Regions from separate parts of the Mus musculus genome. Here all the other regions are linked to region 3. Evidence: chromatin loops called from intact Hi-C (ENCODE). Cell type or tissue: gastrocnemius. All regions are shown on one strand. Each heading gives the region's core, and the rest is flanking DNA. Links, peaks and the distances in the headings are about the cores only. Region 1 holds the start of Wiz (widely-interspaced zinc finger motifs). Region 2 holds the start of Gm41568 (a long non-coding RNA gene). Region 3 overlaps Cyp4f39 (cytochrome P450, family 4, subfamily f, polypeptide 39).

The links. A loop is a pair of places that touch in the nucleus more often than their neighbours do. Peaks named below come from ENCODE experiments on the same cell type or tissue, not always from the same donor. Only the 100,000 strongest peaks of a DNase experiment are listed, where the experiment ranks them.
Region 1: a loop joins it to region 3, with 8 times the contacts of the local background. A loop is called at or near these places in 16 of 42 quality-filtered maps.
Region 2: it touches region 3 in a loop (3-fold over the local background); 16 of 42 quality-filtered maps call a loop at or near these places.

What each region holds. Positions count from the first base shown.
Region 1 is chr17:32,382,755-32,392,637 of GRCm38, forward strand. It overlaps Wiz (widely-interspaced zinc finger motifs), which reads right to left and starts at 5,063. Exons shown (of 11, transcript NM_001372227.1): 1 at 4,819-5,063. The coding sequence starts at 5,005. It overlaps Rasal3 (RAS protein activator like 3), which reads right to left. Exons shown (of 18, transcript NM_001374604.1): 15 at 9,644-9,883; 16 at 9,292-9,449; 17 at 8,582-8,645; 18 at 7,905-8,481. The coding sequence ends at 8,326. In gastrocnemius, for the core only: a CTCF peak has its summit at 4,454 (motif pointing right); DNase peaks (open chromatin) are centred at 28, 1,084, 4,129, 4,472 and 1 more place; H3K4me3 peaks cover 1,925 bases; H3K27ac peaks cover 3,957 bases.
Region 2 is chr17:32,136,914-32,147,097 of GRCm38, forward strand. Notch3 (notch 3) reads right to left here. Exons shown (of 33, transcript NM_008716.3): 19 at 10,068-10,184; 20 at 9,494-9,678; 21 at 7,789-7,921; 22 at 7,454-7,711; 23 at 7,255-7,373; 24 at 6,331-6,896; 25 at 4,304-4,636; 26 at 2,732-2,886; 27 at 2,218-2,440; 28 at 903-987. It overlaps Gm41568 (a long non-coding RNA gene), which reads left to right and starts at 2,881. Exons shown (of 2, transcript XR_876749.3): 1 at 2,881-3,225; 2 at 4,015-6,022. In gastrocnemius, for the core only: a CTCF peak has its summit at 6,436 (motif pointing right); a DNase peak (open chromatin) is centred at 6,459; H3K4me3 peaks cover 783 bases; H3K27ac peaks cover 400 bases.
Region 3 is chr17:32,490,611-32,500,794 of GRCm38, forward strand. It overlaps Cyp4f39 (cytochrome P450, family 4, subfamily f, polypeptide 39), which reads left to right. Exons shown (of 14, transcript NM_177307.3): 12 at 533-597; 13 at 1,197-1,279; 14 at 1,692-2,710. The coding sequence ends at 1,869. Among named protein-coding and RNA genes, the nearest start is that of Cyp4f17, 11 kb to the right of the region's middle. In gastrocnemius, for the core only: a CTCF peak has its summit at 4,228 (motif pointing left); a DNase peak (open chromatin) is centred at 4,209; H3K4me3 peaks cover 661 bases; H3K27ac peaks cover 328 bases.

The sequences.
Region 1 (9,883 bases), core at 1-8,000, 110 kb before region 3:
AAGCAGGGAGTAAGCCAATTGCCTGGGCCAAGGTTAACACGCTGGGGGACTTGTGCCCTGGCCAGGGCCTGACAGATGCAATTGCTGGATCAACCTCAATTTGAGGATGGTCCAGAAAGGGCGAGGGCTGGCACGGATTCTTCCAATACCCCACCATCCAATTTTCCCTGGTAATTAAAAGCCTACCACTGGGGATAGAAGAATGAAAATGAGAGGGAGTGGTCAGGAAGGTATGGTCTGTCTGCTGAGCCTGACAAAAGGGCTGTTACAATGGCATGGCCTCAAAATGTGGGGCAGAGGTACAAAAATTTGCATATCCTAGAGCAGAGTGGTCTTAGTCTTGACCCTTGGGGGAGGGTCCTTCTGTGGGCTGAGGCAGTACGGCACACTGTAGGATAATCCACGATGTCTTTGGCCTCTACTCGCCCATGGGACAGTAATTCCTACCTATCCTGCAATCATGCCAACTGACAATGTCTGCACACATCCTCCAAAGTGTCCCCTGTGGGACCTGACTGTCCCCATTTGAGAACCATGGAGGCAGACCCACTCCCTGCTCCTAGCAGGGATACTCTGGGGTTTAAGGACAAAAGTTATGATGAGGCACTGGAGAAGACAGTGGGAGCTGGGAAAACAACCCTAAGAAACAGGGTCTATCCTAGACACAGTCACAGCTGAGAGCTAATCAGGAGAAAGTGACCAATTAGTGGATAACCAGTCCCAGCACAGCCTAGAGATGTGGGTCTGAGGGTCCCAGGTGTCCTGTTTCTGAAATTCTGAGTGTCCCAGATTTGATGGCTATGCGCAATGGCTGTTGTCTAAGAATTCCGTGAGCCAGGGGGGCACACTGGCCTCTTTGAGCAGCTCCAGTGAGGCTCCTATTTTTAGTGGCAGCAAGTTTGGAAGAAGGAGACCAAGCAGGGACTATATCTGAGACAGCTTGGAGGTGGGGACTTTGCCCAGAAGCCTCCACGCTGAGGGAGATCCAGAAGTCCCAGTGGCACCTCGGATGCAACTCTGAGTCAGTGGCAGTGCCAGAATCCCTCACTGACTCCTGCGATGTGGGGTCCCCGACACAGCTTACAAACGAGAGGAAAGAGTGCCCATGAGCCACTTAAACTCCAAGCCAGGCAGCCAGCAGCTTGGCAGAGTTGCCAAGAATCTAGACTTTGTTGCCAGACAACTCCAAGTGCATGGCCCAGCTGTGACCAGAAGTGGCCTTTCAGCTCCAAGCCTCTGTTTTTTCCTCAGTACAATGCAAGCAGCCATGAAACCAGCTTCAAGGAGCCACTGATGGGGGCCAATGAGATCACAGGAAGAGTTCCATCCAGAGAAACAGCGATGGGGAAGGAGGAGATGGGTGTTCTGTAGTGTCAAGGCTGGCTTGATGACGTCCTGGGGTGGAAGCTGGAGGCTAGACTTGTAGCCTCAGGCTTGCTTTCTCCATGTTCTGATTCATTCTCTCCATTCTTTGTTCCCAGGTCCCATGTCCCATGGACAATAGTAGGCATGTACCAGACTCTTCGCTGATCTGAGTGGAACGTGTAAGTCCCACAAGACTTTGCTGTACCTGCAAAGCCTACCTCAGATGTATATGGGACTGCAATGGGGCTTGAGGCAGGGTCCCAACTGATAGCCATATTGGAAGACAGAGCAAGGCAGTGGTATTTCCTTGTCCCGGCAGAGAAGTTTGGGGGTGCCACTCCTGGGAATCCTTGAGGGGTTCTCAGGGCTGCATAGGGATGAGGGAATGCCCAGGCTTCAGGGTGGAATAGCAGCCTCAGAGACTGTTCCTATTTATAGACATCAGGAGACTCCCAGGGCAAGTGCCTAGTCTACAAAGGGGAATCAAGCAGCTGAGGGGCAGTGGGACAGATATCCAGGCTTTCTCTAACCTCCATGCTATGATTTTGCTTCAAGGCAGCCATCCCCACATGTGCTCCCATTTACTCTGGGAGTCATTAAGAGTGGGTTCCATCCCCCTTGGGGGCCCCTTTCTCCTCCTACCTAGGCTGTGAAACAGGTGCACCCATGAATTCCTGGTTGCTCTTCAGTGGGGATGTGGGGTAGTGAAGACACACACCTACCTACCTTCTCCATCTCTCCAGTCTTGGGCCATCTGCTACATGGAGAAAAATGCCTAGTCCCTTGGAATCTACAGAAGATTTCTTGAATTCTTACAAAGTTAAGACTCCAGACCTGCCCTGACTAGCTGTGTAACCTTGGACAAAGTCCTGGTACTCACTGGGTCCTGAGGAGGGGACTGCTAAGGGATAGCCCTCAGCTCCGAGGACCTGCTACTCACCATGCCCCCTCTTGCCTCATACTGGCAGGCGCCAGCCATCCTGTCCCAATCTTTACAAGCTAGGGCTTCTGTACTGATCTCCGTGCTTCATGTTGCTTCCTCCTCACTCTACGTCTTGGTTCATCTTCCCTGACCCAGATGAAGGGCTCCATGACAGCAGGGATGGCATGTGCTAGGCCCCTTCTTTACCACACTCTAGAAAGGTGGGTTCATAAATACCTGAGCATCATGAGAAGAGCTGCTACGCAATGTCAGATCAAGGAGCTCCAAAAGTGTAGAGGGGCCATAAATAAATAAAGGGCTCTGGGAATGGGGCTGAGTGCAAGAGTACATGCCTAACTTTTTGAGGCTCTGGGTTACAAACTCAGCAAAACAAAACACAAAACAAGAAAGAAAACAACAGAAAAGAGTGGGGGGTGGAAAGAAGAAAAATTACTCAAAAGCTTAAAAAGAAGCCTGGCATGGTGGCATACAGCTTTAATCCTAGCACTCGGGAGGGAGGCAGAAGCAGGTAGATTTCTGAGTTCAAGACCAGCCAGATCTACAGAGTGAGTTCCAAGACAACCAGGGAAGACGACACAGAGAAACCCTATCTTAAAAGAAAAAAAAAAACGCACAGCAGAATAAAACAAAAAAACAGGGAGTGACTGGAGAGATGCCTCAGTGTTTAAGAGAACTTTCTGCTCTTCCAAAGGAAGGGTTCAATTCCCAGCATTCACTTGGCAGTTCCCAACTGTCTGTAGTTCCAGTTGCAATGGATCTGATACCTTCTTCTGGCCCCTGCAGATGTTACATACAGGAGCTGCACAGATATATATGTGCACAAAACAACCATACACATAAAATAATAATAATGAAAAAGAAAAAAAACTTAAAAGGGAAGGCTGGGAAGCTCTGAAGTATCTCGGATTCCAGCTCCAGGTATCTAACAGCCCTGGCCTCTTCAGGCACCGGCAGTCACGTGCACATACCCACATACAGACATTCATTCATACCATAAAAATAATCAAAACTTAAAAAATAAGATGAGGCATGGAAATGTAGCTTAGTGGGAGAGTGCTTGCCTAACATGTAAAATGCACAAAACAAAATGCCAGGAGAAAGAACAAGTGAATGAAAGGGAAGTTAATTTAAAACTAAAGAGGGCCGGGCATGGTAGTTCACGCCTTTAGTCCCAGCACTCGTGAGGCAGAGGCAGGCGGATTTCTGAGTTCGAGGCCAGCCTGGTCTACAAAGTGAGTTCCAGGACAGCCAGGACTACACAGAAACCCTGTCTCAAAAAAAAAAAAAAAAAAAAAAAAAAAAAAAAAAAAAAAAAACCAACCAACCAACCAAACAAACAAACAAAAAAACCAAACAAACCAAAAAACAAAAAACCCAAAAAACTAAAGAGGAGGGCTGGGGCAGAACTCAATGGAACAGCTTTTGCAGAGTATGTGCAAGGGCCTACGTGCAATCCCCAGTTCTATAAAGAACAGAATAAAACAAAGAAGGAAGAGGGGTGTAAGGCCACACTACTGACTTCACCCCTCAGGGTTTTGAATTTCCCATTCCTAACATGAGATACTAAATAACGGAGGCTCTTCCGACAAAGGTTCTAAGTATGATGTGAATTGAGAAGACAAAGAACTTGGCATGTAGGAACCACAGAAGAGGTGCTCGGAATTTATTAGAAGGCCAAGTTTTGGGGGACCAGCCACACCAGATTCCTGTTAAGTCCTTAAACATACCAGGCTCCTCCCCTCTGCAGGGCCTTTGCCCATGCTGTCCCGCCACCTGCTGGGCACGTCCCACCACTCATTCTGTGCTGTGCCTCAAACACCACTGTGTCAGGTGGCTTTTCCTGGAGCGCCCAGCCATGGTCCTGGCACTCAGTTTAATATCTGCATAGCCTGCATAACCTGCCCTTATGACATCTGCTCAGTCGTTCCTTGTCCACCTTCCCTTCTGGAATGCCAACCCCTGGAGGACAGGGACTTTTGTCTCTTTATGATTATTTCCCCAGCACCCAGAACAGAAAGTGGCACAGCAGGTGCTCAGTGTTTAATAAACGAACAACAAATTGTGAGGTGGGGACAGTGTGAGCTAGCCTTGTATGGGGTAAATCAAGATGGAAAGAGGCAACTCGAATCTCCCCAGACTTTACCTTACCACTAGAGGGCACTCGCTCAGGAGCTCCACTCCATCAAGACTGCAAGAAGGAACAAGTGGGCTTTGGGCAAAGAGCTCAGGGTACTGACATGGGATTTGGATACAGCTGGTGTCCAGCTTAGAGAGGAAAGCCAGGACACTACAAGTATGAATCCCAGTTTCTTACATCCAGTCATGGGCTCCCAAGACATCTGTTTTCATAAGGGCAAACTGAAAAGCGGTACGTGGAGCACTAAAGGAGGCTATGTGCATCGAACAGAATTCCAATTGCAACTCAGCCCCTGCTGGGTGGGGTGACCTGACTCTCTCTGGGCCTGGGGGACCAAGTGGGAAGCTTCTTTAGGGCCACAGAGCCCTCTTACCAGAAATGCCACTTCTGCCATCCAGAATGTCTCGAGGGCCTTCTTTGGTGATTGGCAGGTAATGAGAAGATGGAAAGATATCACCTTCCCCCTCAGCAGCCTCAGCCCCACTCTCGATGTCCTCTCTTGGAGCGGGGCCTCGAGGATGATCCGGGGCAGCCAGGCCACCTGCCAGTAACCCCTCCATGGGTGCCAGCCGTGAATCTTCACTCAGTACCTGGCAGGTTCAGCAGGACATTGTGGGCCTGGAGACAAAGACAAGGAAGACCTTAAGAGAGTAAGAAGAGAATTCTGTTTGTTCTCCCCTCTCTCAGAACCCTAGTCCTCTCCTTCAAAGCCTATGGCCTCAGTTTGTCTCTTAGTTGAAGTGAGGGGTTAAGTGGTGTTGAGGTTCCATTCACTCCTATTATAATCCAATCACCTCTACTGGGAGCGAGTCTCAGTACACTAAAGCGTTCTCTTTCCCCAGCTTCTTCACAGCCTCCATTCACCACAGTTACACACGCACATTCAGTCACCTCAGCCCTCCCTCATCACTCCTTCCACCTCCACCTATTCCTCCCATGGCTCACTCACAGCTTCACCGTGTCCAGCTGCTTTCCTGTGACTGCATAACCTACAGCCATGCCTCCAGTTTCCAGGGTCCCCGCTCTCTCCCCAGTGCAGGGTCTCGAGGGCCCCCATCTTTGCCCTTATACTTTACTCACTTCTGTTGCCCCGTATCAATTACCCCTACACTTTTCCAACATTCACATCCTTCTCCCTACCCAGGAATGTAGGGTTATTAACCCCTTAGCCTCTCCACACGCTCAAGTGACCCCACCATTAACCCTTTCCCTTCTCTTAGCATGATCTCTCATGCATACCAAGCCTGGGCTCCTCCACCCTGCCACCTTCCAATAGTATTGCTTGCATCCTCCACCGATATTGGTTGTTCTGGCCCGAGGATGAAAAGGACCGATGGGGCTCCTGTTTCAGAAATAAGGACCCTGGGGGGGAGGAGGGCGATTGTCCTCTCCACCTATAAATACCTTCAAGGTAGAGCAGAAAGTGAAGGGCAGGAATGAGGCGCTCTCCCCAGGGAGATGGTGGTGAGGCCCGGCCCAGGCAACCGGGGCGGGGCCGGGGCTCCAGGCCTGGTAGCAGGCGTTGCCCTCGAGGGCCTGGGCGCTCCCGGGGGGCCCTACACAGGGTGGGTTGACAGTCTTGGCTGGAGGGGTCCCTGCCCAGGCCTGGAGAAAGCACCTGCGGGTGCCCACTCGGGTAGGCACTGCTGGCGGGGATCGGGCAGGACCGCAACTTCGGAGCACTTTGGCAGCTTGGGGAGGGGGCTCCAGTCCAGATGGTCGTTCCCTACCCCACCTCCCGCAGGGGTCGCAGAGGTAGGGGCGGCGCTGCGCGGACGCACCCTGCGGGGAAGCCAGGGTCCCCAGGATGCGCCCTTCGCCCGTGCACCTCGGGGCGGGAGACCCCGCGGGACGAGCTGAGGTGGGGGGGGAGACACCTGCCTCGAGACCCCCGATCCTCCCCCCACCTGTACAGCCCCGCCCCCTGCAGGCCCCGCCCCTGCAGGCCCCGCCCCTCCCCCGCCCCAGGGGGTCCCGCCCGGCCCGACCGGGCCCAGGCCTCCCCTCCCTGCTCCAGCTCCGCCCCGTCCGCGAGCTTCCCGGGCTGGGTCGAGCCTCACCGGGGGAGGCGTAGTCGCTGGCCGGGAACTCCCCTACTTCATAGGGCCGTCGCTGCCACTACAGCTGCTGCCCCTCTTGGTGCCGGTGCCACGGCCTCCGCAGCCACCGCTGCCTCCACAGCTCGGGGGACATTGTCCCTTTAAATCGCTCCCCCCCCCACCGCCCCGCCCCTCCCCCCCGGCGTGCCGACGTGACCTCAGCGCGACAGCCCCGCCGCGCCGCCATGATGAGGAGGTCTGCCCCCCCTTGTGCCACTTTGGGGGTGGGGTGGGGAATCCAACGGGCGCGCCGCCATATTGGGAGTGGCCAAGCAGGTCACCCTTAAAGGAGCCGCAGGACCTTAGCGTCTAGGGAGGGGCTCTGTTACCATGACAACATACTGTCCTCTGCACCCCACTGGTTCTTTCTATACTAGGTTTGTTAATAACATGTAGGTTTGTTAATAACAGGTGAGTTCACAGCAGGGAAACGTAGAAGTTTTCTCTCGGATCATTCATAGCTCATTGAGGACTCCACCCAGCATCAGTTCTTAGCTTTCAATCTCTGCCAGTCATAAGGTCAGTCGTCTTTCCTCGTTGTTTGTATTGGACGTAAACATCTCCATTACTTTACGTCTGTACCGAATGTTAAGCTCTCCTCCGCCTAGGTTTTGGGATCATGGCCTCCAGACTAGCCCATATACACACATCACAAACTGGTTGCTTTCTCCCATCCATTACCCATTTGTCCACCCATATATCTACATACTCAATCTGTCAACCTCTCAACAACACAATAAACAAATCACCTCTCTAAACACTCATCTATCCAAAAATCCACTTAATCTACCCACTCATATCCCATGTACTAGTCCATTGCTTCTCTATCCACAGTCAAGGGATTCAACAGTCCTACCAACATCCATCCATCCATACAGTCATCCATTAGTTGCATATTTGTCATCACCAAATGGTGACAGGAGTTCATGTCTGTCTACTTTATTATCTTCCCACGGCTCATTTGGGAGTCCCAAAAGACCTCAATAAATGTGAGGTGTGTGTGTGTGTGTGTATTTGATTACTCATTTAGTTCAAGTATTAATTTCCTATTAGCCTTCTCTAAGTAAATATATCCATTTTGATTAGAGATCTGCCTTAAACCAGGTCAAATGATCAGTGAAGTAGCTAACCTAGTCACCTGCCTATTGTCTCATCCACCTTACTCAACCAGCCATAAAACTCAACTGTATTCTCACATACCCTCCATCTGTCTCCCAGACTCATTGCCCTCCCTGCCATAACGTGCCTGGATTGTGATATGGCATCTAGAAAGATTCTGTTACTTGGAGCTTGAAATATTGGTAGGGGATGAGGTTGGATAGGTGGGTGGGAGGTCTGTGCTTCATGGAAAAGCAGGTGGTTCCCCCCAAAAATGATCAATACCCTTTATTGAATACCTTTAACTAAGAGTTTTCCACTATGTGGAGAATTTTTAGATACACTTTACAGAGGAGAGAATGGAGTCTCTTAAAGTGACAACCTTAGATCACACCAATTGTGAGGATCTGCTCATTATTTCCAACTTCAGGAGACTTCAAATTAGGTATGAATTTGGGAGACCTGAATGGAGAACTGGGCATTCTCTTGTATTAATCATTTGTAGGGGCAGAGAAACCGGTGATTTTCTGAAATGGATTTACTGGGCAACCTCACAGTTACCAGAGTGATTGACACCTCCCACTCTGTCCCCCACTGAAGGCCATGAAGGGCTGAGGCAGTCAGAAAATCCTCTGTAGTGGCTCTCTTGGCTTCCAGACCATATATGGAGTGGGGTGAAATGCTCAAGTGCCCATTGACAGATCAGCTCCATTGACACATGGTGCTTTGAGAGGCAGGGGCTGGCTCCGAGATCCTGGTGTTTTTGAAAGAAGTTGCAGGCTTTGGAGGCTATCCCTCAGCTGGTCCTGAGAACATTCCATCTCAGTCAGGCGCTGTTCCTGGGAAGGCAGTGGAAGTGGGTTTGAGGTTGGGGTGAAGGTTGGGGGTATATACCAAGCACACTCCCTACTCCCCTCCAGTCTCAGGCAAGAGTCTTACCAGACTTTTCAGCCTGTGGCTTCCGTTGCTTGGGAGACCACCCTTAGAATCCAACTTTGAGATACTGTGGGGGTCAGGGGCAAGAGAGTGGGCAAGTCAGAAACAGAGAAAGTCCCTTTCATCCTGAGTGCACTGCCAAGAATTCAGTGGGCAGGGCTTGGAGTGAAGTTGGGGTTTAGAGAGCAGGGCATAAGTATATCTGAAGCAAGGTTTGATTAGAGCTTGGCATAGCTAAGATGCAAAGACTAGCCAAGTGTAGTGGTGCAACCCTGTAACTCAAGGTGGGGGGTTGAGGCTAAAGCCCAAGAGGATGGAGAGAGAGTGCGTGGTTAGCCTGGACTACAAAGTTAAATCTAGTTTCACAGAAGGAACACACTGGGGTGGGGTGGGGTGATGGAATGCTTAATCAATTTGAAGGCTGAGACTGACCAATGGGCAGGAAGGGCCCAGATGGCCTAATCGGGTTATAAGGGGCTGGTTGAGGGGGTGTGAGTAAATAAAAGGACTAGTCAAAGACAGGTGTGAGATAGGCCCTGCAGGGAGAGGCTGCCAGGGCTTGAACTGGTAACTTGAGGGTGACACATCTAGGTTATAGAACTGTTAAGACCTAGAGGCGGGATGGTTTAGGCGGGGAGGGACTTTCTGGAAGAGATTTGGGCCATCCTGACCAAGAACCTGGGATAAGAGCTACTGTGAAGGGCAGGGCTCACCCAGCTCCCAGTCTGGAGTACAGATCCTGCAGCTGACAGCGGAAGTGCTCCTGCTGCTCCTTCAAGGCTTGGACTTGGGTACTCAACGACTCCACCAGAAGGGACAGAGCTTTCTGTGCCTCGCGGAATATAGCCACCTCACATTGTATCTCTGCTAGCTGTGGGAAGACAGTAGCTGTAATCTGACATTTCTTCAGGTCCCTTCCTCATTTTATCACATTTCTACCCTGTTGGGGAACTTGTAGGTCGGGGAAAATGTCTCAGAGTTAGATGAGCCTAAGATCCTTTCTTAGTCTGGCTCCTTATCCTCAGCCTGTCCCAAACCCTGGCGAGGATCTGGACCGGATGTCACCTTGCCCACTGGTCGGTGCGTTCCCGTAGTTTGGTATCGGTCCCCCGGCTGGTCCATTTGGCGCTGCCATGGTACCGATGGCTTCCGAGGTAGCGAGGCAGAAGCCCTAGTCCAGGCCCGTCCGCAAGGCGCGGGGCCCATGCGTAGGGAGCCTTTGGGCCGCGGCTTGGAACCTGCAGAAGGGCGACGGTGGGTAGGACGTCTGGCAGGGACGCTCTGTGTGCGCAGCACTGGCCGCGG
Region 2 (10,184 bases), core at 1,445-9,444, 350 kb before region 3:
GATCCATCTTCCTTTATGAGACAGGGTTCTTCTAAGAACTTGCCAAGAAGGCTAGGCTAGTTAACCAGCCAGGAGTTTGCTCTTGCCACCTCACCAGCACTGGGACTACCTGTGTACCACAAGCGCCTGGCTTTCTTTTTTTTTTTTTTTCTTTAGCGACTGAGCCATCTGAAACTGAAGAGCACAGCCCAAATAAATGGGTGTGGTTCCTAAAGATAGATGGAACCCTAGAGCAGCTGGGGACACTTTCAGGCTGGGGATGCTAGACAAGGAACAGAAAACAATCACTCTGTGGACTAGGGTGTTCCCTCTAGGGCATTGGTTCTCACTCTTCTTAATGCTGCCACCCTTTAATATAGTTCCTCATGTTGTGATGACCCCCCAGCCATAAAATTATTTTCACTGCTACTTCATAACTGTAATTTTGCTACTATTATGAATCATAATGTAAAAACCTGTGTTTTTCAATGGTCTTAGGTAACCTCTGTGGAAAGGTTGTTCACTGGGACTACCTGTGTACCACAAGACGCCTGGCTTTCTTTTCTTTCTTTACCGACTGAGCCATCTGAAACTGAAGAGCGCAGCCCAAATAGGTTCACAACCCACAGGTTAAGAGCTGCTGCTCTAGGGTGACCCTAGGCAGACCTGGGAGCAGGAACCTGTGTGAGGAGGAACCATATGAAGAAGGGGAAGCCCCACCCACCCAGGGAACCCATGGTAAATCTCTGTTCCTCCCAACACAGCAACAGAATCACATTAAGGGAAAAGTGAGGTCCACACAGATGTGGAAATTGTCTGGGGCTGAGGCAATCGGGAGAAGAGAGACTTCCCTGGGCTCTCCAGCTGTTAGGGGATCCCAACTTGGAACCCTGAAGGAAAGAGTCAGAGAAGCAGGTTAATACCTTCAGTCTCTTGGCCTCTGGACATTCTGAGTCATTCAAGTCTGTGACCACCTCCCCCATCAGACTCTCACCCTTGGCCATGTTCCTTGGGGAAAACAAGAAGAAAAAGACGTGAGAAAGTACACTAGAGAACTCTGGCCTGGGAAGAGGGTTTAGGGTTTGGTTCAGGCAGAGGTCATAGAGGTAGGTAAGGGGTCAGGAACTGAGGAGGGGTCCTGGGTCGTTGACAAAGATTCCAATGATGGATAGGAGGATAGAGATGAAGTTGCAGGAAGCATGTCAGGTGGCAATCAAAATGTTTTCTCTTTCCATCTGTGAGTGCAGGTGTGTGTTTTGGGTGCACAGGTCTGAGGTTGATAAAGAGGAATCTCTCCTCAGTCTTGGTCATCGAGGAAGGGTCCCTCAATCAAACCAAGAGCTCACGGATATGACTAGACTCACTAGTCAGCTTGCTCTAGGGACCAGGACTCCATCTTCCAAGTCAGGCTGCCGGGCCCACTGAGCACTTAAGGATTTTATGGCATTTATACAGGTTCTAGGGATCCAAACAACGGTCTTTATACCTGCTCCACACCTCACATCTGAGGTGGCCAGACTCATAAGGTGAACTCAGAGTCAAGAGTGGCACACACAATGGAACATGGATGCATGAGGATAGATGAGACAAACTGCAGGGGCAAAGGAAGTTTCCTCTCATAACTTTGATAAAGGAGTTATCAAAGCTCATGGAAGAGGAGTTACTCTCTTGTGACAAACGGGATAGCCAGGCTTGAAACATCAGGATGAGGAGTCAGGAGTTATGGTGTCATAGGGAAGGGTTAAGGTCAGAATATGGCTATTGGTGTTGAGGAATAAGTCAAGTTGAAGGCTTGGGATTGAGGATCACAAGGGAATTAACACAGGATTGGGTAGAAACAGGGGTCTGAGGTGAGGTCAAAGGTACAGGTGGGTTGAAGCCAGAGATGATTCAGGAGTCATCAAGGATACAGTCGTGGTCAGGGACAGGTTGAAATGACAAAAGTCTTGAGGTTAGCAGTCATAAGAATGAATTTTGTGAGGTTAGTTCAGGATGGCGTCAGGGAAAGATATGAGTCAGGAAATGTATAGAAATAGAAAATCACGTCAAGGGATAGGGGTTGGGGCAATCCTCAGGGATCATGGGGTCATAGGTCAAGAGGATTAACACTGAAGGCCCAGATGGAGTCTGTAGTTAAGGTTAGGCTGGGGTCAGAGGTTGGAATATGACCGAGGTGAGTATGGTCTAGAGCTTACAAGGGACCCACAGTTGGGGATGTAGAGCATGTGAGGTTCTTACTTCATTCCCAGTGCATCTTGTCCCACAGGCTCCCTCCGGCCCTTGTGGCCAGCAGCTATGTCCTTGTGTAATGCAAAACCCTCAGGGAACCAGAGGGTGCTGTGTTCTCGCTTTCGCCTGGCAACCATGACACCCAGGATGAAGATGATGAGTAGAAAGACAGCCCCTGCCACCAGCAGTGGCAGCAGTGGCACGCTCTGCTCTGGGGCCTCCAGCGGCTCTCCTGTAGGATGGAAGCAGCAGATGAGCCTTCAGCCAAGTATCAGGGCAGGAACGAGTGAGCAGATTTCAGCCATGGGCGATACTCAGCTATAAGCAGGGCTGTAGCCGTGGAGCAGGACTACAAGTAAGGTTTCAATTTTAAGTGGCTCTTACCCATGGGGTTGGCTTAGCTATGGGACAGCTTCAGCCAGAAGATGGGGCTTTACTCACAGGGCTTCAACCATACTATAGGATTCAACCATCTCTGGGGCTACACGCTCTAATGTACTACCCTCTCTTCTTCCCAGCTCACCTCGCACATCCCGAAGTGGGTATGGGAAATCAAGTCGCTCCACTGCTGACAAGGCTCCCAGGTAGTCAGCAGCACTCTGGGCATCAGGGAAGCAGTGGTCATTCTCAGCTGACTGCAGACAGAGCCGGTTGTCAATCTCCAGCATCACCACAGAGCTGTGGGAACAGAGCAGAGGGACCCAAAGGCTCAACACTTGTCTACAGCATCCTAGACACCCGACCTCAGAGAGCCACATCCGTCTCCACTCTCCATGTCTCTACCACCCACCCAGCTCTCAGCTGGCATCCAACTCCACTGTCTCTCCCAACAGATCTTATTGGTCACAGTGTCTCAAAGCTGTGAATTCAATAATGTCTTCATTCGCCCTGGTAGAGTCTGTTGGTGTCGCCCTTTGCTGGGACAGTGTACCATGTCAGTTTCTCTAAAAGCTTGCTTTTTCTCCTTTATCCTTCTTTGTGGTATTGGAGATGAACTTGGGGCCTTGAATATACAAGGTAGGTTCTCTACCACTGAGCCACGTCCTCTACTGTCCCCCAATTCTTAGGTCTCTGAGAGTCCTTAGATTCCTTCTTCATTTCCTTCTCTCCTGCTTCCTTGATTCTCCCTTCTTTCCCTCCAATGGCCTCCAATACCCAGTTGTCTTGTATGCATCTTCAGCCCTCAGTCATCTCCTGGGGTTCCTCCCCATACCTCAAGACCCCCTAAGAATAGCAAGTTCCAAGGTGGCCCCTGCTTAGCCCTATGTCCTCATCACTAAGCCACTTTAGCCAAGAAAGGGGCCATGTGTCACCTCACCCATCTACTTGACTTCTGCCTGCATCCAATCAGAACCCACAAACCACAGCATCTCTAAAGTTCAGCTCTCCTTTCCTTGTCAGGGCCCAATCTTCAGGCCCTGGTCCACCCTCAAAAAAATGCCTCTCCCACTTCAGGTTCCCCCTACCAGGTCACCAGTGAGCAAGTTCTACAACTTTTGTGAGATGAGGGGAAAGGGGAATGAAGAGAGTGGGGAGGAAAGAGAGTGAGTGTCGGGGGCGATATTGTATGCCTGCAATCCTAGTACTTGGAAGGGCTGAGTAGGAGAACCATGAGTTCAAAGCCAACCTGGGCTACAGATTGAATTTCAGGTTAGTGCCTATAAAACACAAACAAAGCAAACAACGAGAAGAAAACAACAAACAAGCCAGCGAAATGGCTCACAGGCAACATGCTCATCATGCAAGCCTGACATCCTGATGAGAAGAGAGAACTGACTTCACACTGTTGTCCTCTAACCTCTACAGGCATGCGTCGTCATGGCACTTGGGGACCTACACACACACATCATGCACACAAGAAGGTGCTGTCACCTGCATTTGAAGAGTAAAATCTCAGCGCTGCAGCGAGGCTCCCTGTAGTGTACAGAGGATGAACCCCCCCCCCCCCCATAGCAAAGATGTCAACCCGACAGACACGGAAAAACCTGTGGAAGACGCCTTGCCAAGAGAGCTCTCAACTAAGAAGCGTGAAACAGACGGTCTGGACCACGGGTGCCCTAACCGCTGTACCCAGCCCTGAGCCACAGTCACTCACCCGATCACCTCAGGACCCAGCTCACGACGGACCCGGGATTCAGAGCCAGGGCTTGGCCGGTGATAGGGGAAGACCATGGCCTGGCCACGTGCGTCCAAGCGGAAGCGCAGTGAGGTGCGCAGAATAGCGCTGAGTCGCTGCAGAAAGTCGGCACTGGAGCGCAGCAACTCTTCAGGAGGCAGAAGAACTGTGAGGACCAGAACCCCTCGGGCCAAAAGGGCCGGGACCTCGCTGGCACAGTCCAGCCCATCCCAGCCGCATTCCTCAGTGTTGCAGCCCTGGTCACAACGGCCATCTGCAAAGTGGTCGGCGCAGTACTTCTCATAAACAGGGCTGGGGACAGAGAACACAAACTCAGAGATTCTTCGGGTCACCTAAATGCACACACAGAGAATAGCAGTAGTGGACAGTGCTGGTATGGGGTTGGGGATGGTGGTGGTGGGAAATGTTCTTGCATATGCTTTCTGCAAATGCAGTCGTTGGCTGCATAAGCACAAGTTCTGTGTTCCTAATTTGAAATAATTGGGACTAAAACTATTTCAGAGTTCAAATTATAGTTTTAGAATATTTACACATATGCTTAAATATTATATATGCAAATAAATGCAATGAGATATCTTTCTATAAATATTTTAAGATAAGATCTCATGTATCTCAAGCTGGCCTCAAACTCCCTATGTTAGTCAGACAGGCTGGCATATACCTTTAATTCCAGTACTCCAGAGGCAGAGACAAGGATATCTCTGTGTGTTCAGGGCCAGCCTGATTTACACAGCCAATTCCAGCCAGGAATTGTGAGGCCCTATTTTTATTTTTATTATTTATTTATTTATTTATTTTATTTATTTATTTTGGTTTTTCGAGACAGGGTTTCTCTGTGTAGCTCTGGCTGTCCTGGAACTCACTTTGTAGACCAGGCTGGCTTTGAACTCAGATATCCACTTGCTTCTGCCTCCCAAGTGCTGGAATTAAAGGCATGCGCCACCACACCTGGCTGAAGCCTTATTTTTAACAAAGAAAACAAAACTATGTTGCTGAGGGTGATCTTGAACTTATTATCCTCCTGATCCACCTGCTGAGAGCCAAGATTACAAGCACACAGCACCTCTCACAGTTTAGGTGGTGCTGGGGACCCAAGCCTGGCTCTGTGGATGTTAGGCAAGCATTCCATCAAGTGAGCTACATCCCCAGCCCTCTATACATAATTTATATAAGGCACCTCTGGGATGAGGCCCAAGTCTAAAGACAAAAATACACATACCCAAAAGTAACTATATATTTTTAGTGTGCCTGCCTTTGGTGGTTGTTTTATTTCCATGCTGGGCGGGGATTGAACCAAGGGCCACATGCCATCTAGGAAGGTGCTCTGCCACTACAGACCAACCTGTGTCTGAATTTTGACTGTAACTTATCATTGGGGCAAAGGATGGAATTTTCCACTGTGGCATCATGCCCATGCCCCACATGGCTCAGGGATTCAGGTTTGGGATTTGGGATGCTCAACCAGTATCACTATTGTATGCTCTTGAATGAGCACCTGCTGTGGGCTCCTGTTTTGCTTTGTTTGTTTGTTTGTTTGTTTTTGTTTTGAGACAGGGTATCACTGTGTGGCCTTGGCTGGCCTAGAACTCACTATGTAGATCATGCTGGCCTTGAATCCCTACAGAGACCTGCTGTCTATGCCTCTGAAATGCTGGCATTAAAATGTGTGAGCAACTAGACCCAGTTTAATTTTTAAAATTTTAAGAAAGACAAATGAACAAGTCCTAAGTGTGGACAGATGGGATGTGTAACTGCAGGCAGACAGAAGCAAATGGGCAAGATATATAGGTAAAAATATAAATAGGCAGAGATGAGGCACATGGGTGGAAACAGGCGGATGAAACCACCAGTGCCCTGGTGGTAGCAGCTGGAAGGGACAGCCCATCAGACGAGCCAAAAACAGACTGACAGACAAACTGGGACAGATGTGGCTCACTGACAGTGCAACATATAGATAGACAGAAGGACAGAGTCAGGGGGCTCACTTGCAGGTGCGGTCGCGGCCACCAGAGTAGCAGTCAAAGTTGTCATAGAGGCAGGCTGGAGAGCTGCAGGCCGGGTCACACCGGCTGTTGTTGAAGAGACGCCAGCACTGCAGTGCCTCACACTGCCTCCAGGGGTCGTCCACGTTCAGTGAGCAGTCACCGCCATCCCAGCCACAGCCTGGGGTGTTGCACTCACGATCGCAGTTCTGGTCCCCTCGCTTGGCCTGGCAAGCCGCTCGCGGGCACCGTGGCTCCTCGGGGACCTCAGGGGCTGCGGAAGGGGTCTCACAACGCGGGCCGCCCCAGCCCGGAGCGCACACACAGCGGAAGAAAGGGACACTCTGTACAGGTAGGCATGAGCCCCCATGCAGACAAGGGGCAGAGGCGCAGCTGGCGTTAGTAGCTCCTGAGGGTGACGCCCTAGAAACCCGGCAGGAGGGCCCGGACAGCCCCGGAGGACAAGCGCAGCGTGGTCCACGGGCTGTCTGCTGGCATGGGATACCCACTGGGCACTGCAGCTCTCGGCAAGAGCGTGCCACCCGCTCACAACGCAGACCCCAGAATGGCTAATGGTGAAGTGAGGAGACAGAAAGAGAAAAAATTGGTAGTGAGAAGAAACAGGAGAGTGGAAAAGAGAGAAAAGAATGGAGGTCAAGACTTGAGAAATGCTGACACCCCACCCCCACCCCTCCAATTCCAGCAACCTTTCCTCTACTGACCTCATTTTGAAGATAAGCCATACCTCCCCAGGAGGCAACAAAGCCAAGTCACAATTTCACTAAGTTACACTCCAAACCATAATTTCATAATTTCATAATTTCAGAACCTCCTTTCCTTCTACTTTTCCCGTATAGACCTATGCTTCCCTAAAGCCACAGGCCTTTTCTTTCCCCAAGGGTTCCAACCCCTACCAATCACACCTACCGGGACACAGTGACAGGTGAAGGTCAGCCCACCTCCACGGCCTAGGCTGTGACGGCACTGGCCTCCATGCTGACATGGCTGGGACTCACAGGGGGACAGAGCAATCTGACAGCGAGGCCCTGAACAAACAGATGCAGGAGGATCAACTACAGAAGCAGAACCACATCAGGTTTCTGGCCAGGCTCTCTGCCATTCTTACCTGTGAAGCCAGGATGGCAGACGCAGCGGAAATGCCCACCTGGATCTTGTAGGCAGTCCCGAGTATGCGCTGCATGGCAGGCACCCGGGCGACACTCATTGATGTCTGCCTCACAGTGCAGACCTGTGTATCCTGGGGGACAGTTACAGCGGAAGCCACCCACCAGGTCCACACAGGTGCCATTGTGTAGGCACTGAACGCCTGAGTCCAAGGATGGGCCTAGGTCACAGTCGTCCTCATTGATCTCACAGAGAACTCCTAGGGTATAGGAGCATGGTCAGTGGAGGCTAGAAACTCATCCTCTTATCCTGCCCCCAACCCTGGCCTTAACATACCCAGTGTGCCAGGGGGACAGGAACAGAGATAGCGGGCCACAAGATCGATACAGGAGCCTCCGTTCTGGCAGGGCTGGGAAGCACACTCATCTATATTATCCTCACAACTGTCACCAGCATAGCCAGCTGGACACTGTATTGAGGCAAGAAAGGAATTCACTCAGCCCCGAGGGACACAGACGTGCCTCGGCATACCTGTGAGCACACAGAATCTCACCACAAAAGGACACACATAGACATCCAACACAAAGCCAGTGTAGGGGGCAGACTTACCCAGTACAAGGAAACACACTGTGCCCACACTTGTTATCTGTGTGTGTGCATGAACTTGAACCAAACCTAGACCTATCTGGGAAGAGGGAATCTTGCTTGAGAAACTGCCTCCTTCAGATTGGCCTATAGCATGTCTGTGGGGGCATTTTCTTGAGTGCTGATTGATGTGGGAAGACCCAGACCGCTCCGGGAAAGCAACACAATTCTATGGTCTCTGCTTCAGTTCTGGACGATGGTTCCCTGCCTTGGGCTTCTTTCACAGCCTCCCTCAATGATGGACAGTAACCTGTAAGCTGAAGTAAATCCTCTCCTCCCTCAAGTTGCTATTGGTCAGGGTGAGACTGGGAAGGCCACCAGCACACTCAGTACAGAGGGAGATAGGCTGATGAGAACACGCAGGAAAAATACCCAGGTACCCCAGACCACATGTCCAGACACAATGGTAAGTCACTCATACCCAGAGAGAGACACAGAACTGGAGACAGAAACTCACATGCCCCAAGTCCATCCACAAGTGCATGAGGGTTAAGGAGCTGCAGAGATGGTTCAGTGGGTAAGAGCGCTTGCTGCACACACGTGAAGATTTGAGTTCAAATCCTCAGTACCTACTTAAAAAGCTAGGTGTGGTCTTCTATGTGTGTCACCCAGGTGTGGGGTGGGGGAGGCAGGAGGATCACTGGGGCTCACCATCTACAGCCTAACTTGAGGTTCAGTGAGAGAACCGCAGGCGAACAAAGTACAGTGATAGAGGGGACACCTGATGTCTGCCCCTGACCTCTGCATTTACACTCCTGTGCACACACACACACAGACATATACCCATAAAAGGACTGCTAGGCCAGGCCTGGTTGCTCATTCCTTTAATCCTAGCACCCACGAGGCTGAGGTAGGTAGATCTCTAATAGTTTAAGCCCACCAGAGCTACATAGTGAGACTCTGTCTCAAAATAGAAAGAAAGAAAGAAAGAAAGAAAGAAAGAAAGAAAGAAAGAAAGAAAGAAAGAAAGAAAGAAAGAAAGAGAAGGAAAGAAGGGAAAGGAAAAGATAAAGAAAAGGAGGAAAGAAAAGACACGCAGACAAGTATTATGGCGCATGACTGTTATCTAGCACTCATATAGAGCCAGAGGCAGAAGGATTGCTGTGACTTGGAAGCCAGCTTGGACTACATAGCAAATTCCAGGACAGCCAGAGCTTCATAACGAGACCATGTCTCAAAAATCTAACCAAAAAAAAAAAAAAATAAAATAAAATAAAAAAATTCTATAGCAGCCATGCTGACTCTGGATGAAGCTGAGTGATACAGAGTGCTTACCTACTACACATGAAACATCCCTGCTCTCCCACCGACGGGGGAGGGGAAGGACCCACACCAGGACACAGAAACACAGGCAAGCATGACTGACTTCTCTTCCCTCTCCCTGAGACGCACTTACCTCACACACATAGCCCCCCATGTAACCACGGCAAGTGCCCCCGTGCTGGCAAGGCTGGGCCGTGCAGGGATCCACCTCGTGTTCACAGTGACTACCCGTACGGCCCTCTGGACACACACAGTAGTGGGAGCGGCCCTTGTCTATGCACTTTCCACCTTCCTGACACAGCTGCTCCAACCTCACCCCTGAAAAGCAGAGGGTGACATCAGACTCAGAGGTGGCCATGCCACCTTTCCTATTCCGGCCACATCACACATTCATCTAACATCCCCACTGCCATCAATCCCTAGTGTCTCACCCACATCCAAAAGCTGTCAGGCCACTTGTCAGCTAACCTGGTCTCTTTCCACAGCACCACTTTGATGACTCTATCAGCTTAGTCACACACACACCCAGCTGTCTCACTGTGACAGATATAGTCACACTCTGGCCAGTTATTCCAGTCACACACATACTGAGCCACACACCTCATTAGTCCCATATGTTGTATGGCGCTCTCATTTGGCTCATGCCAGCAAGAGGGATGCACCACCACCCTTCAGCCCCACACGCACGCACCACATGCTTCCCTCACCCATCTGGGCTGCGGCCTCCGTGCAGGGCAGGCTTTGTATGTCGCACAGGCGGCCACTCCATCCAGGTGGACAAATGCAGTAAGCCCCAGTCTGGACACAGCGACCCCCATTCTGAC
Region 3 (10,184 bases), core at 1,210-9,209:
AGGGGCTGGACCCGAGGGTCAGGTTTGTTTAGTTGCTATCTACTTCCCGAGAATCAAGTTGTATTTGTGGTCATGCTGGGAGCTCAGGCCTAAGTACCACCCAGTCTCTAAGGAGAGGCCCCACGTATTTGAAGTCCAGGGAGAAAATGTGGAAGGTCACGTTCTCCAAGATGTAAGAGCAAGTGTGTGTATGGAACAGAACTTCAGAGTCCAGATGGTGTGTGTTTTGAGTGCCAAATACAGGCACCCGACTCTACCCAAAGGAAAGAAGGGAGCCAAGGGAAGTGGCAGGAGCAATACTGTCATCTTGTATGGACAGTGAGGCCACGTGGAAGGGCTAGGAAGGGGCAGAGAGAGTAGAAAGGGCAGCAACTGTTTTCACAGAAGGATGGACAGGAAGTGGCAGCTGGCTCACAGGGATCCATCCTACGACTGCAGGAAGAGCTGAGGTGTGTGTGTGTGTGTGTGTGTGTGTGTGTTTCCAGAGACTCCCTTGGGACCCACTGATTCCAACTGTCCGTCCCCCCCTCAGGAATTATCTGCTTGGTCAGCATCTACGGGACCCACCACAACCCCATAGTGTGGCCTGACTCTAAGGTAAGTTCCTGCTTTTGTTGTCCCATGGCCATGGCTCCTTCTTAGGCCTGCTTGCAGGGACTGGCCCTGCTGTTACTCACTGACTCACTCAGTCCTTGTTAATTCACAAGGTCAATAAATAGTCACTGAGCACCTACTGTGTGTCACACTTCTGTGCTTAGCAGTGATAACCTATAACGACACACTGCGTATGCCCTCATGGACCTTAAAGTAAAGCTCACGACAACTAGCCAATAGATAAGATCATTTTGGGCATTGCTAAATGTTCTAAGGAGGTACAAACAGATGAGGTGGGAGGAATTACTCTCAAGAAATCCAGAGAGGCCCCAAAGACAAGGTAATGTTTGAACTGAGACCTAATGAGTATGAAGAACAGGCCTGTTCAAGGCTGAGAAGACATTAAGTGCAAAAGCCCTGAGGTAGAAAAAGAGCCTGGGTGCGTGACAACAGGGGACAGGCATGAATAGTTTGAAGTGTGTGTGATAGATTGGAACAAATGGCCCCAAGGTGTTCCAGCTATAGGGGTCCTCAGAGGTTGAGGTGCAGGTGGGCTGGATGGTTGGGACAGTCCTCAGACTCACCCAGGCAATCTTGTCTAGGTATACAATCCTTACCGTTTTGACCCGGACACCCCACAGCAGCGCTCTCCACTGGCCTTTGTACCTTTCTCAGCAGGTCCCAGGTAAGGACCCAAACTAACCCCAAACATGGGAGGGGCAGAGTCATTGTCGGATCAGGAGTGTGCCCCATGGAAGCAGGGACCAAGCGACACCCACAAGTAATTTTAGGCAACTCAAGTCCTTTCTGCTTCCCTAACTGAACCAAGAGGTTCCGAATCAGACTGCAATTCCGTCCTTGAGAACAGGGTACTCCTCCATTATGTCGGACCCCGGGTTCTGGACTCACATACTTCCAATAGCTCTGTGATGCTGTCATCATTCGGGTTCTACAGAGGAAGGAACTGAAGCTTAGATAAGGGCGCTCATCTGTCAGGATGCATTGGTAGTAGTAAGCTGTGTGTTAGGATTTGAACGTTTGACTCCATTGTTGCACATCCTAAGAATTCTTGAGTCTCATTTGAACCCTTCCTTCAGGAATTGCATCGGGCAGAGCTTCGCCATGGCAGAGATGCGTGTAGTCGTGGCGCTGACACTGCTGCGCTTCCGCCTGAGCGTGGACCGAACCCACAAGGTGCGGAGGAAGCCGGAGCTTATTCTACGCACGGAGAACGGCCTTTGGCTCAATGTAGAGCCTCTACCCTCACGGGCCTGAGTGCGCCCTTGCTCCGCGGATCCTGGGATTCAGGGATTCAGGCTCCGCCCGCTCAGGCCTAGATCACGCCTCCAATAGCATGGATCCGCCCCCAAGATATTGAGGGCGTTGACTACGCTCCTCGAAAGTACTGGAGGACAAAGCTTTGTTTGTAGAGGAGTATCTTGTTGGTGCTGACTTCGCCCCTCAGGACAAGACTCCACCCTTGGGATTTGATTCCACCCTCTGAGGTCGAAATTACGCTTTGAATTATTGTCACCGGCCCTCAGCTTGAGGGAATGATGCTAGGCCACGCCCCACTCGGGCCTAGGCCACGCCCCAGTCAGATTACCCTGGCCCTGCGGATTCTGATTCCTAGGCCCAGCTCACAGAAACTTGGACCTAAGACTCACCACTGGGGTTGTATCCTCTGGCTTTCCCTCTGCCTATGCCCAAGTTAGCTTCTAAATGGAGGATTTAGAAGCCGGAGTCTGAGGTTGCAGTCCTGAATCTTCAACATCCTTTCCCAAGACCCACAGCTCCATGAAAGGACAGTTCAAGCTCTCAGGATTTAGGCTGTTTGCTTTGTTGTTTTGTAAACCTGGGCCCTTGCAAGCCCCTTCCTTCTTGGTCACCGTCCCTTTGCTGAGTTTTCTCAATTTTAAGAGTGAGAGTAAAAGCAAGAGGATCCAAACACCGTCCATCTCATCCGGTCCTAGATTTGGAGCCCAAGGTGGGGAGGTGGGCCTCTTGACAGTCGGGAAGCAACTGGGACATACTTATTTGATCTGGAACTAAACTCAGGTTTTTTTTTGGGACAATTTGTGCTCCGTTTATTTGGTCAATAGATTGCATATTAATTCAATGTCTACTGGCATGGGGCCAGGCATCCAGCCCAGCCTAGTTCTTCCTTCTCATCAGAGAGGATCAGAAGTTGAACAATTATACCTGTGAATGATTATTCACAATGCATGCATGACACATGCTTCAAACATGAGACCCCTGGTTCTGGGTGAATGTGACAGAGGTATGGGGGGTGGAGGATCACGGGAAGTCTGAGGCTGAAGTAAGAGCAGAAGTTGAGTGGACTGTGGGAAGGGAAGAGTGTCCCAGGCAGAGGAACAGTGTCAGCAAAGGCCTGGGTTGGGAAAGAGCACAAAAAGTTCACAGCAGTTTTAGTGTCTGTTAAATGAGATAATCAGAAGTCATCCAAACCATGGAGCAATGCGTGGATCAGGTGCAAACACGCGGGAAGACAATTGAGCTCTGGCAAGAGTCATTCTATCTCAAGTTCAAGGCCAGCTAGGGCCAGGTGGACACCCAGTGTCCAAGAAAGCAAGGTCTAGGGATGTGTTGGGAATGGAGTGCTCACCCACCTCAGCCTGGGAAGAACACGGGAAGCATTAGGTCTCATCTGAATCTCATTACAGTAACTGTAACATCTGGGTGTGGGAGCAGACTGGAGGAAGGGTAGTGGGCAGAGAGCAACAGGGAGTCATGGAAGGTATGAGCAGGCACTGGGAAAGACATGGTCAGCCCGGGCTTCGTATCAATGGAATGACTCTTGCCACGACTCAGTTGTATTCCCACATGCCCTTGGTTAATAGCCACAGTTTGGATGACTCTGATTGTCTCATTTAATAGATGCTAAAACAGGTCTCAGAGGGGAGCAACTCACTCAATATCCTTATCTTGGGGTCTCAGCACAGATCCTCTGTCCAGCAGGTGCCTAGAGGATCTGCTAAACTGAATTTAATGACCGTGGCAGTGGCAGAGCTGCCTTGTGTCCTGGTGGCATGTGATGGGGTCGTCGGCTGATGTCCACTGTCCACGGTGTTTGCCGGCTGAGTAGTAAGCTTACAGACTTCAATCCTAGCCACTAGCTCTTACAGTGTCGCCAGGATGGAGGAGCTCCTACAAGCCCGTCATTCTCCAAAGACTTCTCAGTTTTTTTCATATGTAACCTTGTCCTCCTCCAGAGACATGACAAAACAAAACAATCACAAAAATTTGGTTTGGGAAGGCAGTATTTATGAGAGCTAATCCTGGTCAGGGCCTTTTCTAGAGGTGGCCTTGGGCAGCAGACTGCTCTTCTCTGCTCCTCAATTTTCCCTGGTACTGTGAGTCTTGCAGTATCATAAAGTTTGAAATTAATGAACCTCGTGAAGGTGAATAAATGAGAGGAGGAAGGGAGAGGTGGGGCCACAGTTCAAGCCACACCTTTATGCCCTCCTGCCAACACTCTTTCTTAAGGCAGGGTTTCAGGTGGCACCATTAGGCCTGCATATACAGTCTGTGTGATTGATGCTTTTAAGAGGAGGCTGGGGAGGAGGTTCCCTGTTTCTCTCATATGTGTGTAAGAGGCTCCCTCTGCTGGTCAGAGGCACCAGGCTATAAAGTTAATTCCTCCAAGAATTCTCATGTTTATGTGTGAATGCCCACAGATATGCTACATCTTATGTGCACTGGTGATCCTGAATGTGTCTAAGTGACAGCATGCACACATCTTAGTGTCTGTGTGTGTATATATGTAATATGTGTTCATGTGTTTGTGGCAAAGCAGGAAAAATACCATTCACTGTGCCTGCAACCTTCCACACCAGCTGTGCTTATGGTCAATGTCACAGCTCCATGCCCCAGTAACTAGCCTTGATCCTTGTTGTGCAGGCTCCACACTCTAGAGAGACACTGCCTTTGAAGCAGTACTGGGTCTTCACTGCATTGTAAACTTCCTTCACGTTGCCCTTGGCTCCCGTCTCTCTTTCCTACTCCACTTCCCCAGGAATGTTTCTGATGTTTCCTGGGATACCCTCCCAAAAAGATGCTTGGCAGTTGAAGCCTTGTCTTAGGATTGCTGCCAAGTAAAGTCTTTACCCTGGAATCCTTAGATCAGGATCTGCTGCTGGTGAGTTTAAACTAAGATACAGTGATGGCCCCTCCAGATCCTTTAGTGCTGTGGATTGGACTCCTCAACCCATGGAGATTCAGGGTCCTGGTACTCAGGTGGGCAAGGAGTCAGCAAGATGACAAACAGACATGGACACCAGAGAGAGTGCTGTATTCGAATGTAATGTCTCAAAGCGAGCATCAGACTTATAACCCAGAAGAAAAACAAGGAAGTTAGGTGATACATCAGCCAAGGTACATTGAGATGCATAATGACTCTTTACACAAAACAGAGAAAATGCATACATAAAAGGTAACAGGAACCAGGCAGTGTTTACAACTGAGATAAGATCAGTCCTATCTAAAGTCAACTATTCACAAGAGCCAGGTGAAAGTGCTAATATGCTCAGGTGTAATTCTGGTCTATTGTACAACCCACCACCAGGGGTTTTCCGCTCTAGCTAACCTTTTCTTGAATAATACAATTCTCTAGTTCCTCCTTAAACCACAACCCTCCTTCTTCCTAGACCATTGTAAATTCCTGCATATAGGAGTGACTCGGCTGTAATTCCAAGTTTACTTTGTTGAACTAGCCCTGAGAGTTTTAGCTCTTATCCAGTAAAATACTGCAAGAAAGCATGCAAGACCTTCCACACTATCGCAGGGACAAATCTGTTTATGGGGCACCAGAGACTCTCCAGGAGACAAGTTTCTGTAAAACTTTTTGCCTCAGGATTGTGGCCAAGCTTTTGGACTTGCCACGAAGACTTCACTGGAGTGGGTATGGCACTTTAGTCCTATTCTTGTATCCTGATTACCAAGGAGGTATTTGAGATCAGAGTATAGTTAAGTCTTAAACCCTGGAACAAATGACTGAAGTGCCTATTTGACATATCAAAGTGGGTCTGATCTCCAGGTTCTCTCAGCATCTCTCAGCCCCTACCTGTTACAGGATCCTTGCATACCCTGTTCCTACACTGAACTCTCTAGCCAGATGGTGGTAGTGGTGAATGGGTCGCTGGGTTGGGCTGTTTTTACCTATATAATCCAACCATTTTGGTTACCCAGCCCTTTTGTCCCTTTGCCCTCTTGGGTGTTGCACCTTGTTTCCTCTTGTAGTAGTTTGAATATGTTTGGCTCAGGGAGTGGCACTATTTGAAGGTGTGGCCTTGGAGTAGGTGTGTTACTGTGGGTGTGGGCTTTAAGACTCTCACCCTAGCTGCCTGGAAGTCAGTATTCTGCTAACAACTTTCAGATGAAGATGTAGAACTCTCAGCTCCTCCTGCACCATGCCTACCTTAATCTCACCTTGATGATACAGGACCGAACCACTGAACCTTTAAGCTGGTCCCAATTAAATGTCGTTCTTTTAAGAGTTGCCTTGGTCATGGTGTCTGTATACATCAGTAAAACCCTAAGACAGACACATAATTAACATTTTTAGTTTTATATTTTTTTGCTAACTTGATTATGTGTTTCTTGAACATCAACTTCATAGATGTCAATGCCCTGTGAAAACATCAAAATATTACTGTTGACTCTTTCTCTAAAGAACCAGTCCAGGGATGAAAGCTAACGCTCCTCTCCTTGACTCTGGCCAGTCCACATGACTTCCCGGATGTGGCATTTATATCATAGAAGGTCCACAGTTTCCTTCCAGTCCCACTACACTACAAGATCTTGACCCCAATAGACATGTTAAGAGGAAACCCAAGTAGCCACAAGGAGAGGCCTTGTCTGAAAGGCCATGAGATCCCCAACTGTTTGTCCACCATAAGAGTCAGCCATCTTGGAAATGGCTCCTTCCTATTCTGATGAGCTGCTTTGTTCAATAGAACATAGATAATACTGTTCAATAGAACATAGATAATACTGTTCAATAGATCACAGAATGCTAGCCCTACTGAGCCCTCCCCAAAGTATGAATTTCTACACGTATAAGCAATTTCCCCTAATCACTACTTTTTTACAACCAGCCAGGGAGGGATGGAGGGAAAAGGAGGGGGTGTTTACCATACTACTTAACACATGGTTAGAATAGACAGAATGAAGCACGTGGTTAACACCTGCTTTATGAAAGATTGACGGCATAGGCACCAGCTATGATGCTGTGTCCTTTGGCACACAGTCAAGGAACTCACTGCTGAAAAACCCCCTCACAAGTTCTCTGACTCTTAGCAGGCTATTAGGAAAGCAATGTGCACCTGGCTTGGTGTAAGACAGACCAAGGTCAAAGCTGGGCTCTGCTAGTCATCAGCAAGTGATTCACACTTGAATGGAAAAAATAATAATAAAGAAAGGATATGTCTGCCCCTAGGTATGGTAGAGAAGGATGTTTATTGTAGATAAAAGGGAGAGCATAGCCAGAGGCAGAGATTTCTAAGAGTCCAGAATGAACATAATCTGACTGAGCTGAGCCATGTGAGCCATTCTGTTCATTTCTGAGCTGAGCTATTCTGTTCATTTTCTTGAACACGATGTGACTTCACACTTTTCTATGGGTAGATAACACTCCATTGTATTTATATGGTACATGTTCAATAAACACGTACCAAATAATAAACAACTCAACAGCTTCAGGAAGTCCTAGAAACTGACTAGATTCATCAGGCCCCCACCTTTTCCAAGCTGATGTAAGCTGTAAAAATAGTGGAGAGACTCTTTGACCTATTGAGTTACCTGCAAGTTGTACATGTAGTGAGCTTTAGGATTCCAGCTTTTTTTCGAGCTGTCATCCTTGTTAATAAAAGCTTTTGGTGATGCAGCTGGCTTTGAATCATCTTTGCTAGTGTAGGGAATCCTCACCCACACTTCCATAAGTTGGACTTTTGCTGCACCTTTATTCTGGTCTGTTGTTGGTTCCCTGTGTGGGATGAGTGAACATTTGTTTACATCTCCCCAGGAACAGTATCGCTCAACGACACAACACTTAATTTTTAAAATTAATTAATTAAATGAGTAGGAATGTTTTGCCCACATGTATCGTACAACCTGTGTTTCATGGGGGCCAGAAGAGGTCACCAGATCTCCTGGGACCAGTGTCACAGACAGCTGTGAACAGCTACATGGGTGCTGGGAATCAATTTCAGGTCCTCCACAAGAGAAGCCAGTGTTCTTAAATGCTGAGCTATCTCTTCAGTCCACATAGCACTTTTTCTTAAAAAGCAAGTTGCATATTTCCAATACATAATAGCTCAGAATAAATTTTGCACTACAAGATGGAGAAACGAGACTACAATAAGCCTGAAAGCCATCAAGAAAAGCAGAAAACCATCCGTATCTGGCACCTAGGGCTTATGATCAACTCATCTGGGCTCCAACAGTCCTGCCTCTTCAGCCCTGCCTGCTGAAGCTCACATAGACTCTTTCTTGGGCCAGTTTCACTGTGTGCCTGATGTTCTTCTCAGTGGCTATCCAATGGTTCTGTATTTCTAGCATCTTATGGTTTCTACTGGGGATTAGGCTTGATCTTCCCAGTTTTGAGCAACTGCATCTCACATCCATCTTGCAGGAAATCTTACCTGAATACACAGTGCTTGGCCTCAGAGGTTTTCTGGAATTTTGGTGTAAATCTTCACTGTTGCCACATTGAAGCTGCTAAGTTCTGCTGCCAGCTGGAGATATAATCTTAATTTCTTCAACTGCTGTGACCTCTGCGTGCCTTTGAGTTTAACCTTGGGGGGGGGGGAATCCCTCTAAGTGGCCATTTTGCAGTAGGAATCCCTTCAGCAATATTCCTCACATATGTGTGTGTGTGTGTGTGTGTGTGTGTGTGTGTGTGTGTGTGTGTGTGTGAATTAATGAATTAATTAAGTATGGCACACACAAGAAGGTCATAAGACAACATTGAGGTGTTAGCTCTGTCCATCCAACATGGGATCAGACATCAGGCTACTGAGCCACTTCACTGGCCCATGGATATATTGGAACCATTTATGGTTGGAGCCTTGTGGTAGGACATATCTTGTGGGTCCTAATGCAAAGCTGGGTGTTTCAGCTGCCCTTCTGTGTAAGCTGGAGTCCTAAAGGTGTAGGTTCCAACAGATGTGCTGGCAAGAAACTGCAATCAAACACATCCTTATGTAGGCCTCCAGCAGAAGGTGTGACCCAGATTAAAGGTGTGAACCACGACACCTGGATTTGGATCTTGCTCTGTCCCAGGCTGGCCTTGAACTCAAAGATCTGCTTTTCTCTGTCTCCTGGAATTAAAGGTGTATACTACCTTACCTGGGCCTAAGCTTTTCATGGCAACTATGCTTCAAGACCTGGACCACAGATGTGCCCTCCATTTCTGGATTGTAGTTCATTCCAGATGAAGTCAAATTGACAACCAGGAATAGCCATTGCACCTAGATAGCTTCCAAATAATTGAGACAAGGACCTATTGATTTATTCAACAAGCTTTAAGCACAGTACCACTGAGCAGATATTCCTAGACCTCTATGCTATCTTAGCTATTCCCCAGTCCCATGTCCTGAGTTACTTGTATTTAGTTTCTTCTTGGCTCACTTTGCTATAACTCTTTGTCATCATAGAGAACTCCCTTGGTGATTTTTCCTCATGGCAACCATCTTCTTCCCCTACTGCCATGGACCGGCCTCAGTCAGCTTCCCTCAATCAGCAGGAAATTAGGGTTCTGGACAGGTGGGCAAGGAGTTGTTGATGAAAAGGGTGACAAACAGACATGGACACAGAGGAGTATGGCATTTGGATGTAATTTTGTCGAAGTTAGCATTAGTTTTATATAATACAGAAAACAAAGGAGTAGGGTGTCACAGCAGGCAAGGTACATTGAAGTTATCTGACACAAAACAGAGAACCGCCTTCAAAGGGCTGGCAGGAACCAGGCAATGTTTACAGTTAAGAATTAAAAGCAGCCCTGCCTAGAGTCAGCTAATGACAGGGACCAGGAGATGATTTCACACTGTAGTCACAATTTATGCTGTTCCTTTGAGCCTTGTGAAAGCCTGCACCAGGGGGTTCTGCTCTAGCAGACCTTTTCATGAATAATGCAGTACTGTAATTCCTCCTAAGTATCTGTAGGGAATCTCCATTTGTCAGAAGAGCTCACCAACTTTCTTCTAATATACAATGTAGTCTGCCATACCTGACTGTAATGAAGATTCTAAGTATACTTTGCTAAGCTTGCCCTGAGATTTCTAACTCTTATCCAGTAAAATACTGTAAGAAAGCATGCAAGACCCTCCACAATATCGAAGGGACAAATCTGGGGCATTCTAGCTATGGGAATGCCAAGGTTCCAGGAGGCTAAGTTTCTGTGAAACTCTTTGCCTCGGGACTGCTTCCAGGCTTTCTAGGCCTGTCACATGAGTCACTACTGGAGTGGATGTAGCACCCTACCTCATGACCCTTCTTCTCCTGAACCTCTGTCGCAGTGAACTCCTTCTACCTCACTCTTCTCCCCAGTACCCTTAACTGGGATCAGAAGT